Linked DNA regions of Homo sapiens: region 1 is linked to region 2. Evidence: chromatin loops called from intact Hi-C (ENCODE). Cell type or tissue: endothelial cell of umbilical vein. All regions are shown on one strand. Region 1 overlaps LOC107986195 (a long non-coding RNA gene). Region 2 overlaps NR3C2 (nuclear receptor subfamily 3 group C member 2).

Region 1 (8,000 bases), 750 kb after region 2:
CCCATATAGGGCTCTACAGCTGGGATGGCCCTTCAATGTTATTCCCGGTTTAAGAGAGTCAGCTGAGCTTTATACCACAGTGTCGGCCATTCATACCATTCATTGGCTACAGGCTTCTCCCAGGGAGGAGTGTGGCCTTGGCAAGGTAGCTCCCCAGGTGAGTGTAATTCCTGTGAGGCTGGCAGCTGGGATCTGTCATCCCACAGCACTCCCAGAAGCATAAGGATTATGTCCCTTAGTACTAAAGGGAGATCAAAGTGGTGCATCAGAGCGCCCACTACGGACCACCCCTTATGATGTCCCGATCCAATTCTTTGTGTAGACTCTGAGAGCAGCAAATTCTGGTGGACCTCTTGTCCTGGGAGAACCTTAGATGAAGGCGAGTGGGACAAACAGCTTCTCAACACCTGAGCTGAACTTGTAGCCACAACTGTCACTCATCAGCTTTTCCCTCTACTATCCATTCTGCATGCTGCTCATTCTCAGCTAGCACATCTTCCATTCTCGGGTGGCTCTGAAACAGACCTTCGGGGTCTTAGGAATCTGAGCCCATAACCATCATGCCCTTCTCAGGCCATGGCATATCATTTGTTCATGAATCACAAAAACTGAGTGAGCATAAGTAGACACATCAAAAGGAATCACCTGGGTGCCAACCCTATTCCACTATGCCCCCACTGTGTAACAGGATTTCTACTTTCTCCTGATGGTTAGGGCCAATTACTCTTTCCAGAAATGGTGACTTGTCTTCTTGGCTGTGGTCTGTTGGCATGGAGGGCCGTAAGTGTGTGGGCAATGGCTGTAACTTAAGGTTCAACGGGACTTCTGCTGTGTCCCTAGGTGGATGTGTTCTTTGAGAACCAGGACCTCTATCCCCACAGTATCTAGAGTTGGGGGAGGGGCAGCTCAGATCCACGTAGTGGGTCACTTGGAGGGATGTTAAGTGGGGTCTCTCACACTTCCATCTCATGCATCTTTTCTCACACCATGTGTCTCCTATTTGATCGTATCTGCTGGGAAATAAGGTCATAAATTCAGCTTGGACCTGCTGCAGAACCCTTTCCAGCTGTGTCCTATTCAAAGCTGTCAGACTTTCCTTACATCTGATATCTAGGCTGGAGAACTATGCCCAGGTGTGGAACATGCTCCCTCTTAACACCTGAAGACATCCACCAGCTGTTGTGCATTCTTCTCTGTGGTAGGGCACATGAGATGCAATAATTTGAATTTGTCTTTTACTTTAGAAGGCATATCCTGGCATGCCCCAGACCACTGGACTTTTAAAAAGTTTACTGCTGCGTCAGACCCCTAACTCTTCCTAAGAAGGGGCTCCTCTTTCTGTAGTTTCTATGTATTATTAAAGCCTCCAAAGCACTTGCAAACTTCTTGTGTATCTGGTTTAATTAGTATAAAATCATCAATGTAGTTGATCAAAGTGATCTGTCTGATAACATGACAGAAGTCAAGATAGATATCATAGTCTTGGGCAAGACTATTCACTCTTGATCCTTCTGAGTGAACATGAATTGATTCTGATTCCCCTTTGTCATGCTCAGGGTCAGGTTCCGTCCCCAGCTGAGGGCTGAGGGGAGTGGCTGGTCGTGGGACAGGGAGCTGGAAGAACATTCGAGAGACAGCAGGTAGATGAGACATGGCTTTATTCAGCAGCCTTTTCACAGGATCAGTGTTACATTTCTACACTATACAAACAATAGTGGCTGAGAGCCAGGTGGGGAACTTCTCTATGTTATGTCTACATGGCTATGATTATATAAGACATGGGACTGTGCGCCTGTGTCACAAACCTGCTGAGTCATCCAGGCTGTTTACCTCAGCCTATGCCTGCTGCCCTATGCCTGCTTGGCTGCAGCACAACCATGTTCCTTACACCCTTTCTGATAAAAATGGAGAGTGATAAATTTATAAGATTTGAAGTTACCTGCATGAGCAAAGCCATGCTAATCTGCCCTAGCAGGGATAGTGCATCTAGCACAGAATCTTGGGGCCAATGTTTGGGTGAGGTTGTAGTGGTCTAGTATCCTCTTCTAGGAAACATTTCACTTTTGTAGGGAGCAGACTGATAAATTTGTTGGAGATATATTAAGGGCTATATCTTCTGCATCTTTTAGGTGGTTAAGAATGACGCTAATCTCTGCCCATTCACCAGGAATGTGGTCTTGTTTTTGACTATTTTGACTGAGTCTTCTTGGTTTCCACTTGATTTTCTATAGAATGATATCTCTTACCCCACAGTCCAATCAACCAAGGTTGGGAGTAGGGTGGGCAAACTACCACTTATATCCAATCAATCATATTTTACTAATGAAATGGTTGATGGTGGGTCTGTGAACCTATTGGATTTTTGTAAGCTGGATCTCAGCCAGGATTATAATTTATTACCTGAGTTCTACCCACTCTGAGTGCCCTTACTCTAACAGGGAGGCCCCGATGTTCGGATGATCAAGTATCAGTGCCTAATGTATTCAATTGTTCTCAAAATTCTCTTTCCACAGTTTATAATTACCTAAGTAAAGGACATCTAAGCTGCATCTAATCAAGAAATGAATCAGGGTAATTTTTACCATAGGCATTTGCCATAGTATTGCAGGTCTGTTCCCTCTGGAAAACTCACCTCTCTTTAAGTCAGTGGGTTCTGTGTTGCAAAACTGGGGTAAATGTGGAAAATGGACAGGGCTTGTGACTTTTTATTGTAGTAGTGGCCCTCAGTCTCTTGATTATCTTTTCCTGAACTATTTTGTTTGTAGATTTTACATCACTGCAGGCTATACATTTATTTTGCCCCTGAGAATACCATGTTCTATTAATCATCTTTATAGCTTTCCATGGATCAAGTCCCTGAATGCTACTCTGCCTTTGCCACTTCATTTGATAATTGGGCCCGTCTTGCCTCCTATGGTTAAATGGTGGCCACTTTGGATAGATGGAAGGAGGAAGCCTATCATCCACATAGCCATTATTGAGTCCAGTTCCACAACAGCATCTCCTACTATCAGCCTTAATTTACAGGAGAATGCCTCTTCTGAACTTCTCAGTGATGTGGGTACCCATCTCACTCACTTTGGTAATTGCCATGCCCTCCAGGCCTTCCCATAGGATGTATTCATCTGGTGTATTTCCTAGACTTACACAGTATATATGTTCTTGCATGCCAACTTTCCTAACCCTTTTGCTCCCTACTTTTACTGCCTGCCATGATATTTCTGGCATTTCAAGTTCATTTCATTTAGGTCACTGCTTTCTCCAAGTTTCACAAGCTATCCCAGCAGAACATTTATACTTTGTCCAAGATTCTTGCCAGGGTATCACATCCTATATCCTTGGAGAGGGCTTTAATAGTAAATGCTCTCTTGTCCTTTTTTATATTCTATCCCACCTCTCCTTAATCAAATACCTTTAGAATCCAGGCATGTAGTACTCCCCAGTTTCCTTCTGGTGCAAATTGACTCCATGTGTGCATATTCACTTTCCTTCCTTGGCAAGCCCAACACTTCTCTAGTTGTCTTATGCTGCACCTTAACGCTATGTGTTGGCCTGGAGCCAAGGGGAGTACATAGTGGCAGATCCTGAGAGGGGCGCCTCTTGTCTTGTAGTGAAGGGGTCTCTGCATTGTCTGCAAGTGATGAGAAAAGTATGGAGTCTTTATAGGGAGGCGTGAGCTACTTACGCAGGCTCAGAGGGCTTAATAGAATTAGGAGATTTGAGATATTTTAGTTCATCACCCCAAATGTCCCCATCCCATGTTTCTAGGTCCCATTCTTTCCCATTAGGCCTCTACCCTTAGCATAGAGGACCTGACTAGGTTGAGAATTTACCAACTTTGGAAACTGCTTGGTCCTCAGCTTTCTTTATCTTTGCTCTAGAAAATGAAAGCCTTTATATGCTGCCTTGGAGGCCCTCTAGTGTTCACACTTAGCTTGTAATTGATGAGTAATCACCTTTAGCCTTTGTCATCTTTCACCAGAACATTAATTGTCCCCAGCAGTTGCCATTCAATTCTATTATCTTTATCATTACCATTTCCCCATTTCTTTTCTGAAAGACTTGACACATTGCACCTGCACCTGCCTGTGCACTTTCCTCCACAGCTGTACCATTCCAGTTCACCTTTAGTGAAAGGTTTAACAATTGCCATGTTACCTTACACCAATAGCTATTCCTAATCCCGTTATTGGGTATTCATTGCCAGCCAGCTGATGAGTGATCTAGCTCCAAAATCCCATCTCACCATCTGTGCCTTTCCTTAACTGAAGGCAATTCCTGTGCTTTTTCCTTCCTAGGATAATTGAAAACTTTCCTAATTGTGGACACAGTGATAATAATTTTTTTATTCTTGATAATTCCCTGTTAAACATCTGACTGTCAGGGTATATGCTATGCACTAGGCACAAGGTGAACCAAATGGAGAGTGAACAGGTTTTCCCTCCTCAAGGAGCTTGCACGTTGACTCTCCTTCCTTCTGCTGTAATTCGATGATTTAGAACAAGTGAAAGATTTGTACTTTTTGTATGTCTAAGATGAACATCATGCAGTATTGAATCTTGTTTCTGAAACCTGAGATTAATTTAAATATGAGACACTCTCCTTTCATCTAGTTACATGGAGTCATGCAAACATAAAATATATAATAGCAAGATGGCTGGAGCCTGATTCATTTCTTGATTAGATGAAGCTTAGATGCAGGAAAGAAAAGTTTTGTATTCAGATCCCCTGAGTTCAAGTTTTGCTTTTACTAATTACTGGTCAGGCAAGTCACTTGATCCTTCTAAATTATTCTTCTGTAATCAGATTATCTGTGTTGCACAGAGGTATGTCAACATGAAAAAGCACATTTTCAAATGTTTTTTTCAGTGTGGTCCAAGGATCCCTTGGGAAGGGGTTTACTTTTGCATTAAGTATTTATAAACACAGATTTGTTTTATATACATTAATTAAAGTAACTTAAAAACAACAGATTGAATGTAGAAGAATCGAACTGTCTTCCATTCAATTAGTCATGAAAGAGTTCTGCAAAAGGGTGAAACAATACCATTATTCTCACTAGGCTTTTGTCTATTTTGGAAAGTATAGATTTTTAAAAATAAAAGTGTGTTGTTTATGTTAACATATAGTGGGTTTATTGTTATTTTAGGTGAACTAATAAATATGCATTTTAAATATGTATCATTTCTAATTTCCAAGATGGCAAGTATTGATTGATATGAACCATGTAAACAAAGATTCTTTTGGGCTCTTAATATTTGCTAAGAGTGTAAAGGGGACCTGAGACCAAATAGCAAACACTCTAATTTTGCCAGAAGTCTAAGATGACCAATTCTCTGTCTTTCAATATGCTATTAAAACACACACAAAAAGATAAATGCAAATGCTTAACCACAACTTAGATAAGAAATAAAGGATATGACCCTTCAAATACTGGATATTAGAAATTCTTAATATCCAAAGCTTGGATAAAATCTCTCAGACAGATATGTTGAACAGTGCAGGAAAATTGATCATTGATTTCTAGCCAAGCGCTCCTGCTGGAAACCCCAATTTCCCAGGCAAGGACATGAAACTGAGGAAGAGAATTCACCACCTACTTGCCTGGGAGGAACTTTACAAGGTAACCTATTGTTACCTCTCCTTTTTTACTATTAGAAGAAATACGTAGCAATTAAAGGCAGAATTACAGAATAATAGAGTCTTTACACGAAGGGATTGTAAGTCAAGCAGTCCGAATGGAAGAACCAGGGGCATAATCAATTCTGGAAATTAGTTTCTCATTTTCTGATTTGGGCAATTAAATCACTATACTTATGCTTGATTATCAAAGAATAAACTCTACAACTCCTGATTATTTAATGACGTGGCAGATGGTGTAGGAGACCTCCTTCCCTGTCCAACAGATCCATTCTAAATAAAAGACTGCCAATATTAGGGCTGGAGAATGTTAACTAGTTCTTAGCCCATTATATGAGAAGATTCTGAAAGAATCAGGAGGTCAACATGGGGAACCCTGAATAACCCTTAGTAATCCATACCGGACTATGCTTCTTATAAATAAAGAAAAGAACATGTGAAGTCTATGAAAAGTCTCCACATGTTTCAAGATGAAAACAGACTTACCATGTAAGATACAAAGGATTTTTTTTTAACTTCAAAAGGAGTGCATGTTAGAAATCTTTGTCCTCTTGAAAATATTTGTGGAAATCTGTATGCTATGAAACAAAAGAAAAAGGATGGGATGGTAAGACCGCAACAAAAATGACAAAAAAATTGAATGGCCTAAGGAAAAATTGTAAAAACATAAGTATAATCACAAAATTAAGGCCAGGTTCAGAATAAGACAGAAATGACACTGCAGAAAAATAAAGTTTTGTTGTAAAAGGAGTAAAAGAAAAGCTTTCCCAAAATAGAGACAGAGAATAGGAACAGAAGGACCAAATGGGAGAGAAGATGGTAGATCTAAAAGTCAGAAGTGAAGCACCAGCATACAGATCACTGGTAAACATTACTATACAAACAATCCTAAAAGCAAGTTTACAGGAAATTTCCTAAGACAAAAGATTCCACAAATAGAATGATACCATTTGTATAAGAAAAAAACTGATAATAATCAATACCTAGATGGATCCTGATGGCATTATTAAATTAAAACAAATCACTGACAAAATTTTAAACAAAGTAGTTTGATTAAATAGTTTCAGGAACAAGTAAGAAATAAAAGCTGTATGTACAGAATATTTAGGGAAAAATGACAATATTGTATATATAAACAAATGGGATGTAGACAGAACATTTATGAATCGAATTTTTTAATCAATCAAGAAAAGTGTAAGAACTACTCTCACCACAAATACAAAACTTATAAATTCAACCAAATAAATGTAATGGAAACAAGAGAAGAATAAAATATTGGAAAATATCTTCATGACCATAGGGGCCAAGAAGGATTTCTTTTACAAACCTAAAATAATTTTATAAAGAAATAATTAACAACTCTGATCACATTCATATTAAAATTTTATATACATCACAAAGCACCATTTTTAAAAAAGCCAAAGACAAAAGACGGGCTTAGAAAAGTTTTTTTTTGCAACAAATATAACCAACATAACAGAAGGAAGTTCCAGAAATATGAAGACTCTTAAAATCAGTAACAAAAGACAAACAACCCAACAGAAAATAGGCAAAAAGATATAAAAAGGTAATTCGAGAAAGTAAGAGCATTATTTTTAAGTTAGGATGGTAGACGAGTATACATTATTTTATGCTCTATATTTTGACACATCTTAAAAATTTGTAAGGCCAACATATGCATAAATAATTAAAATACAGTTATAAATTAATGAATTAGAAACCAAAAATCATGAGAATAGATCAAGTAATCCAAGATTTTGGTCTTTTGGAAGACATCAAACTATGAATAAAAATGATAGAAAATATAAATATAGGATATTATGTATGACAAAAACATATCATAATAGATGAGATATTTTGAAATTCTAAAAGAATATAATATGACAAATTTAAATAAGTGTGAATATTTCAATAAAATAGACAATGTTTTAGGAAAATAAGCCTAACTGAAAGGCAAGTGAGTTCTCTTGTCCTATGGAGATGTAGATACTCTGGTGGAACTCCCTTGTCTAAATCCTATGACAGCACAAAGCCTTTTCAAATACTTCTGAACATTTCTGGGTAACTCAATTTCTCTGTTCACATCTGTCCTTGGGTCCCCTGCTGACTCTCTTCTTTACCATGTTGACTCAGATGTAAAATTTATCCCCCCTTCAGTTTCTACCAAAAAATTGAAATCACATTTGCAGGGTATTCTGAAGTATAGAAGATTTTGCTGAAATTGGATGATCAAGTTGAATATCCTTAAACAAAATAATAGGCATAAATGCCACTTGACAACCACATCACTGGGGAACTTTCCTTAGCTGTTTTCTTAACATAGCTTTAGTTTCTCAATGATACGGTTTGGCTGTGTTGCC
Region 2 (8,000 bases):
TTAATTCTCTTACTTTTGAGACAAGATCTTACATTATTGCCCAGGCTGGAGTGCAGTGGTATAATCAGGGCTCACAGCAGCCTCAACATCCTAAGCTTAAGTAATCCTCCCATCTCAGCCTCCCAAGTAGCTGGGACTACAGATGTGAACCATCACACCTAACTAATTTTTTTATTTTTATGTTTTGTAGAGATAGGGTCTCACTATGTTGTCCAGGCTGGTCTTGAATTCCTGAGCTCAAGCACAATCCTCCTGCCTCAGCCTCCCACATGTGGGGATTACAAGTGTGCACCACTGCACCTAGCCTAATTCCGTTTTAGAATGCGTATACACCTGTGCATGAGCTGTTTCCTCTGGTAAACTCTATATAAAGCTAACAGTCACAGATTAATGTGTGTACTAATTCCTCTTTTAGACGAATCTTTATTAAACCATGTTTGAGAGAACAGTTAGAGCTTAGCTGAGAAAGCAAGGAGCAAAAAGAGAAACTGAGTCCCAGTCTCCGCTCCTTGGGCTAGAGCTGTGGCACCTGCTAGAGACATTTTCTTGAGAATTCCACTTAGTGTCTGTCCCTCCCTTCATCTCCTGAGACTTCATTCTTTTTCCCCAGTTCTCTAAGTTCACAAGGACCCCTCTCTGCTTTTTCTTTATCCCTGTTCTAGTTATAACCTCCAAAGGAGAGGAGCAGACTGTGGTACTAAGAGCAGCAGACTTGGGGAAAAAGCGGGTGAAAGATAAGAGAAAGCATATTTTATTTTCCTCCACGAAACCAGTATCTGCAGTTATACGTAAATGCAGGGAAAACCGTTTAAACTGTAGTTACTTACATGTAACTGAAATAAAAGTTTCAAATTATTCAAACATAGTTGAGCGCTATGGTTCTAGGAACTAACACAGTGACTTACGTCCTTTCAATGAAAAACAAAATGGGCAAATAATGTATATTTCCATAATTTCAATCACTACCAAATATATTTACATTTCTTCCTTCACAAATTTAGCAAATTTGACTGCAAAACATTGAAATACTCATTATATATCTTAAAGCTTCAAAAATCAGTGTTTCCTAAGATATACCCTGTACTTTGTGCTTTCTTATTTAAGGTCCAATCTTTGGCCTGAGCTTCACTGCTTCTTTTTGCCTCATGAGGAGATCTAGCTCAATAACCACATTCTCTGAATTTTCATTTTCTATACTCATTATACCTCTCGATTCAGTCTAGCAAACATCTGTGTTATGTTATGTCAACAAGTATCCTTGCTGTGCAGGGCATCATGCTAAATGCTATAGGAGACGGAAAGATGCTCCTGTCCTTTGGAGGAACTAATAAGAAGTACAAACATATGTAAAGATAACCATGTATAATATTCATGAGTGCTACAAAATACATAGAAATGGAGTCATGGAAACAGTCTGGTAAGAGATTAATTCATTGCAGAGGCAGTGATACTTGAAGTGGGCCTTGAAGCATTGGTAAGATTTTAACATCTAAAAGTTTTCATTAATTTTTATGAGTATCTCTTACTTATTCATATATTTATTTATTTTTGAGACAGAGTCTCGCTGTTGTCCAGGCTAGAGTGCAATGGTGTGATCTCGGATCACTACAACCTCTGCTTCCAGGGCTTAAGCAATTCTCCTGCCTCAGCCTCCACAGTAGCTGGGACTACAGGCGTGCACCACCATGCCAGGCTAATTTTTGTATTTTTAGTACAGACAGGGTTTCACCATGTTGACCAGGCTGGTATCAAACTCGTGGCCTCAAGTGATCCGCCTGCCTTGGCCTCCCAAAGTGCTGGGATTACAGGTGTGAGCCACTGTGCCCGGCCATAATTTTTCTGAGTATCTCTTATAGATTATTTATTTCCTACATGGTAGGCTCAGAAAACAATTAGCAATAAAACCATTTTATGTAATAGGAAAATTAAATGGAAATTTGTTCAAGATAAATCCTACAGGCCAGCCTAATATATCTTACAGCATAAGAGTATGTGCATAAAAGTAGGGATAAAATTAGAAAAGTCAGTCTATTCCTGCAACAAACATTCATTGAACAAGTTGTGTTAGCAGAATGCAGAGAGGATAGTGACAAAGTCTCCAACGAGAAAGAGCAAGAAAACAAGGAAGAAAGTCCCAGTTAAACACAGGGTGTGTGGGAGTGGGGGAGTTGGAGGGGGTGCAGTCCCAGGGGACAAAAATATCCTGATATTGCCTAAAACTCATTTGGCAAGAGCAGACTAAAGAATTCCAAGAGTGTTGATGAGAGAAGGAAAATAAGAGTGAAGAAAACATGAGAATAGGTAAAAAGGCAGAACACCAAGGAAGGGATATAAGAGAGGGACATAAGCAAAACATGGCATCAATAGGCAGAGTGGGCCTTACTGGACTGCAAAAAAGAGGCAAAGGCTATGGCGGGAAGAATACAAGCTAAAGGACTGGTAGGGAATATGAGGAATACAAAACACAATGAAATCAGAGATGAGGTTAGAAGGAACGGGAAGGAAACAGAGCTGAGGGGGAAAAATCACATACAGCAAAACCACAAGGAAACGTTATTTAAAATAATCTGTGTGTTATAAGTGCAAACATATAGCACTTTGAAGAAGTAAACAATCAGACTAATTGGGTCATTTTAAAGATAAGCAGCAGCAATCAAAGGAATAAGATAGCTTTCATAAAAGTAAGTAAAAATGAAAACAACCTTGCCTAAGAGTGGGGTCAGGTAAGCCAATTTTAGCCATTACAGAGAACTGAATGGATCAGGAAAAACATAAGCACCATTGGTTAGTCTTAAAAATTACAACATTACAAAATTGGTGAGGTTTTTCAAAGGATCACTAAACTTTTAAATAAATGATACCCAGTTACAACCCTCAGAATTTACAGTGTTCCCTTCATGCCAAGTTTATTTTCATAAAGAACCTATTGATAAAGGAATCACAAGAGCAATGGTGACCCCAATAACTCTCAGTGTTTTTCCCATGGTGATCACCAGGCTTGCAAGTGCTTTAAAAACCCTGAAAGGCTCAAGAAATTGAAAAAATGTTAAACAACAATCATCTGAACCTGAGGTTGTTTTCAGTTGAACTTCATTTATAGTCATATATTCAGTGCCTTATCTACCCTTTTCATAGTTCAGTTGGCAAAAGGCCCTTACAATCCCTCTATTGGTTTTTAGAATATGGTAAGAAAAGTGCTAAAAATTATGCAACCTATATAATAAAAAATAACATAACTCATTACTTGGTTAATTCATAAATGCTGCTTAGGCAACAAAGAATGTAGTACATTGTACATTGATTTATATTTGATTTCACCAGTTTCTGGCAAATTATTATTTGATGTTTACCAGTGGTTGCCACAGATTCAAAAGGACATGAACTCTTTCATAACACACAGGAGACAACTGAGACTGCGAGTGATTACCAGGCTCTCCCCACCCTCGTAATGACCACTTTCAAAGTATCATATACTAATTCGATTCACTTCAGGAAAGATTTTCTTGACCTTCTACCACATACCTTGTCCCACGGGAGAGATAAGTCTATAAAGAAGAAAGAGACACTGCAACAGCAAAGGGGTGGGGGCCTAATGGAGCACGCAGGAGGTCTGGCCTGGATCTGCCTCTACCAACATGTATTCCTCTGGGTTATGTAGAGCCTTATGTATGGAACATAACTCTTTAGAGTAGAGCCTTATGTATGGAACATAACTCTTATGTATGGAATGCTCCCCCCTCTTGCTGGGGATTCAAAAATTAGAAGGCCAACCCTCTACTCTGAAGGAGTTGATAGGCTTATAAGCCTATAAATAGAGGGTTGGTCTTCTAATTTTTGAGTCTCCAGCAAAAGGGGTATCATATATTAATACTCAACACACATTTGCTGATGAAGGTGTGAATCAAAGGATAAAAGAACATGTCTGAGTGTCGATAGCTCATGACAGTGTCAAGACTAGGTACTCACGCTGTGTTCAGTAACACTAGCAATTTTACTTTTACCTATACAAATGATAGGTTTCTTTTTTTAAAACACATCAGGTAAAAGAATAAATACATTCAAGTTACTATAAAAACTCCTAATCATCCATTTTGCTGTCAAGAATCTCAGTTAGAGCCTTCTTACCAGCAAAGGAGGGTGAGAAAGGATCTATGACTTTGTATCTTGTGAGCCAAGCTTTATGTTACACTGACATGCAGAGAGATCCAATTAGTGCTTTCTGCCATCAGATGGCACACTGGCCCACAGCACTGTAATTCTACGCCACTGTCCAAATTTTCTGACCTTCAAAGAGAGACGAAGGAAATTAATATGTGTTGACCTGAGAGCACTGAGGGGCTGGGGTCTTTGCATGTATTATTTTACTCAGTCCTACAAAAAAGTCTTCTCACTATTGGTCATTGTTCTCATTTCATATACAAAAAACTCAGGCTAGTAAAAGCTAACTATAACTCCCCTCTAGTTACAGAGCAGGTACTGGCAGGGACAGACTTGAATCTAGGTTTGCTGGACTCAGAAGCCAATTCTCTTGGTATCTCTCTGGACTACAGCAACATATGGTTCACTTTCGGAGCCCACAGCTCTTGATGTGAGCTGCAGTTCTGAGGGTCCTACCCTACAACTGTCATGTGATTACACCATACTGAAAAAGTGCACTGGGGGTCTCATAAGAATATTTTCTGCCATAAGAGGAAAGTTATTTACCCCTTGTTGCAGCCTTTATCATGGACATGAAAATGCTAAAAAATATTTAGGGTCTTCTAATCAGTAACTTCTATTGTGAAAGACAGGAAAAACTGGCTCTTTCCCAAACGATGTTGCTGGAGTTGTATAAATTCTACTGGCATCAACAAGAGAAGCAACAAACTGGTTTATAGAAAAGTCCAGAAAATATACTTCTCCTTTTGAAATTTAAAAACTTCCTCCAGGCCGGACGTGGTGGCTCTTGCCTGTAATCCCAGCACTTTGGGAGGCTGAGGCGGGCAGATCACGAGGTCAAGAGATTGAGATCATCCTGGCCAACATGGTGAAACCCCATCTCTACTAAAAACACAAAAATTATTTGGGCGTGGTGACGTGCGCCTGTAGTCCCAGCTACTCAGGAGGCTAAGGCAGGAGAATCGCTTGAACCCAGGAGGCAGAGGTTGCAGTGAGCCAAAATTGTGCCACTGACCTCCAGCCTGGTGACAGAGTGAGACTCTGTCTCAAAAAAAACAAAAACAAACAAACAAAAAAAACTTCCTCCATTGGCACACAATGCAACTGCTTCCCTGTCTTGTACATGTGGAGATGTGATAAAGTAACTTCAGTGACAGTCAAATGTACTGTTACCTTAAAAAGTGCGATGCTTTCTTGCATAATTCCTATCAATGTTCTATTTCACATATGTGATACATTATAAAATACATTTATCTTTCACAGAATTCATTCTAGAGGGAAAATATTAACATGTTAGTTTTATTCAAAGAATGATTTTGCAATATGTGTTTAAAAAGACAATTAAAAACAAATGAAATTTTATACATCATTTGTTTTGTAATTAACATATGACTAGAACAGTCTGGAAGCAATGTATTAAATAGAAATAGTTGAAAAATGTTTGCTTTATCTAAAGTGATATTGCAGGACAAGCCTGGGTGTGTGGCACAAATCATTTTGTTATATAAACTTCTCTGGCAGTTACAGGAATATAATTTTCTGGGGATATGCTAAACCAAGCCCACTGATAAGAGTAACAGACCAAAGGAAACACTGTAAAAACCCAGCTGTGTTATTCAACTTAGCTTTAAGCCAGTCTCTGCTGTCTTTTGTAGGACTTTATTTAATTGCTTCTGACTGTATAGGCTAGTAAAAATCAGGCTGTACAGAATTGAAAAAAAAATCTGATTAAATGGATCAGTTGTTTAGAGTCTACAGCAATCAAAATTCCCTGTGATTCACTTCTACAAATAATTACATGGATCTTCACAATAACCATATGGTCACTGCAAAAAGAAAATTCAGTCAAATCTGTTAATTCATTAAGTAAAATAGCCTCAACAGTCATTCTTGGCTCATCCGGTGGAATCTGGATGAAGGAGAGATGCACCTCTTTCCTGAATAAATCCAAGAGACAATCACAGATCAGTTTAACCAGGATAAAGAAATCATACAACTTTCAGGTACAAAGATGTTTTCTAAATAGTCACAGCCTTTTTTAAGGCAAGGGATGAGATACAGGGTTAAAAAAATGCTTCTATGATTGTACACAGATTTCAATAAATTCAAACTCTAATTTTATATACATCAACATAACTATACCAACTGAACACAATAACAGCAAAAAAATTCTCATAACATAATTTGTGCCATTACTTTACAATCATGTACAAAGGGAGTCACAATTCTTTTCTGAATGGGAATGTCGTTAGAGAGTCAAGTCCTCTAAACTCTCCAGCGGCACCACATTCTTATTCTGCATCTGTATTTCCTGTTTGCTAGTGGCAGAATACTAATTTCAACTAATTTAAATGAAAGCCCCACATAATGTAGCACTCTAATTTTATTTAAACAAAAACTAGAGATAAGCAGCAAGTAAGGGATGGCCCATGAGGCTGCTCAACCCCAGCTTTCTACCATGTAACAGAATTATTAGCTATGCATGGAAACCACTTTTTTTCTCTACTGTTAACTATTTTTTTCTCTAATGTTTTTGAATTCTGATCAGAGCCATTACTACTGTTTCTAACTTTGTACCCTCTTTTGCAAGCATTCACAAGCCCCTTATTAAAGCTCTGGGAAGGCTTCCTATCTGATGCTCTGCCAGACACTGTCCTTTTGGACACAATGCATTCAGGTTATTAGCTTGATGTGCATCATTCAGCAAGCTGTCTTACAATTTCACTGATCATCATCTAGTAAGACTGAATTGCTGCCTTGCCCATGGCTTTTAGATTTATATAATTAACCAAAATTAGCTCGATGTTTAAAACACAATGCCAGCCTACTCATTTATTTTTGGAAGAACACTTTAGTGAATACAATGAGTGGGCTGATTTGGAATTGCCAACTTAAACTGTCAAAGTTTTCCTATAAATTACTATACTTAAAAAATTCAAATTCTATTAAGGCAAATACCATTAAAAGAAAACTATTTGATAAAACAATCAGGTACCATATTATTTTCATTTTGGTTCACTATTACATTCAATCAAGTTCTAGTAGGAAATATGTCACACAATGCCTTGAGTGTGTATTGTAAATATTTTTTATATATAGTAACTCCTGGACAAGTATATAATAGTTTTTGGTTACATAACTCTAAAAAATATAGCATGAGCAAACTGTCTCGACTGCATCATTCAGAAGTTCTTAACGTCAGACAAAATAAAGGTGCCAACTACATGCTAAAGTAGATAGTAGATAATACCTACTGAAATACTTTTTAAAAACACTTATATCAAACTTACCCTCAAAATGATTCATGAAAACATTTAACTAACTATATTCTTCATAAAGAGACTGAAGAACAGAAAACCAAAATGATTTCCATAAAATCATTTCCATAAAAAAACAGTCTGCAAACAGCACATAGAAAATTAAAACCCAGCTCTCATTACTGCTGGCTATTTCTGGTCCCATTGATACCACGGTATAAGTGATACACATTTTAGAGGTCACTGGACCTTGTTTTGAATAATTTTAGGTAAATTCAAACTACTCTCTAGCTCCGTGTCTTTCTTGTAAGATTGTGACAATAATACCTACCTCATAAGGATCTAATACATGACTATTTTCTTATAAATTATGTGAGCAGCACAAAGCACAACTGATAGATGCTCTGTAAATGTTAGTTCACTCATAATTCATTTCTAAATTCATTCAGCCAGTACTAATTCTGCATGCCTAAATGCCAGGCACTGTTCTAGGCACCAGGGTGGAAAACCCACATAATGCCTCTACTCTCATGGAGCTGTCATTCTAGTAAAAATAACAATGAAGAGTTTGGCTGGTGACATAAA

The links. Peaks named below come from ENCODE experiments on the same cell type or tissue, not always from the same donor. Only the 100,000 strongest peaks of a DNase experiment are listed, where the experiment ranks them.
Region 1: a loop joins it to region 2, with 24 times the contacts of the local background. A loop is called at or near these places in 3 of 110 quality-filtered maps.

The regions. Positions count from the first base shown.
Region 1 is chr4:149,027,680-149,035,679 of GRCh38, forward strand. LOC107986195 (a long non-coding RNA gene) reads left to right here. Exons shown (of 4, transcript XR_001741441.2): 4 at 1-5,179. Among named protein-coding and RNA genes, the nearest start is that of LINC02430, 120 kb to the right of the region's middle. In endothelial cell of umbilical vein, a CTCF peak has its summit at 3,939; DNase peaks (open chromatin) are centred at 1,732 and 3,912.
Region 2 is chr4:148,280,500-148,288,499 of GRCh38, forward strand. All of the region lies in intron 2 of NR3C2 (nuclear receptor subfamily 3 group C member 2), which reads right to left. Among named protein-coding and RNA genes, the nearest start is that of NR3C2, 160 kb to the right of the region's middle. In endothelial cell of umbilical vein, no CTCF peak of the experiment used is centred here; a DNase peak (open chromatin) is centred at 4,242.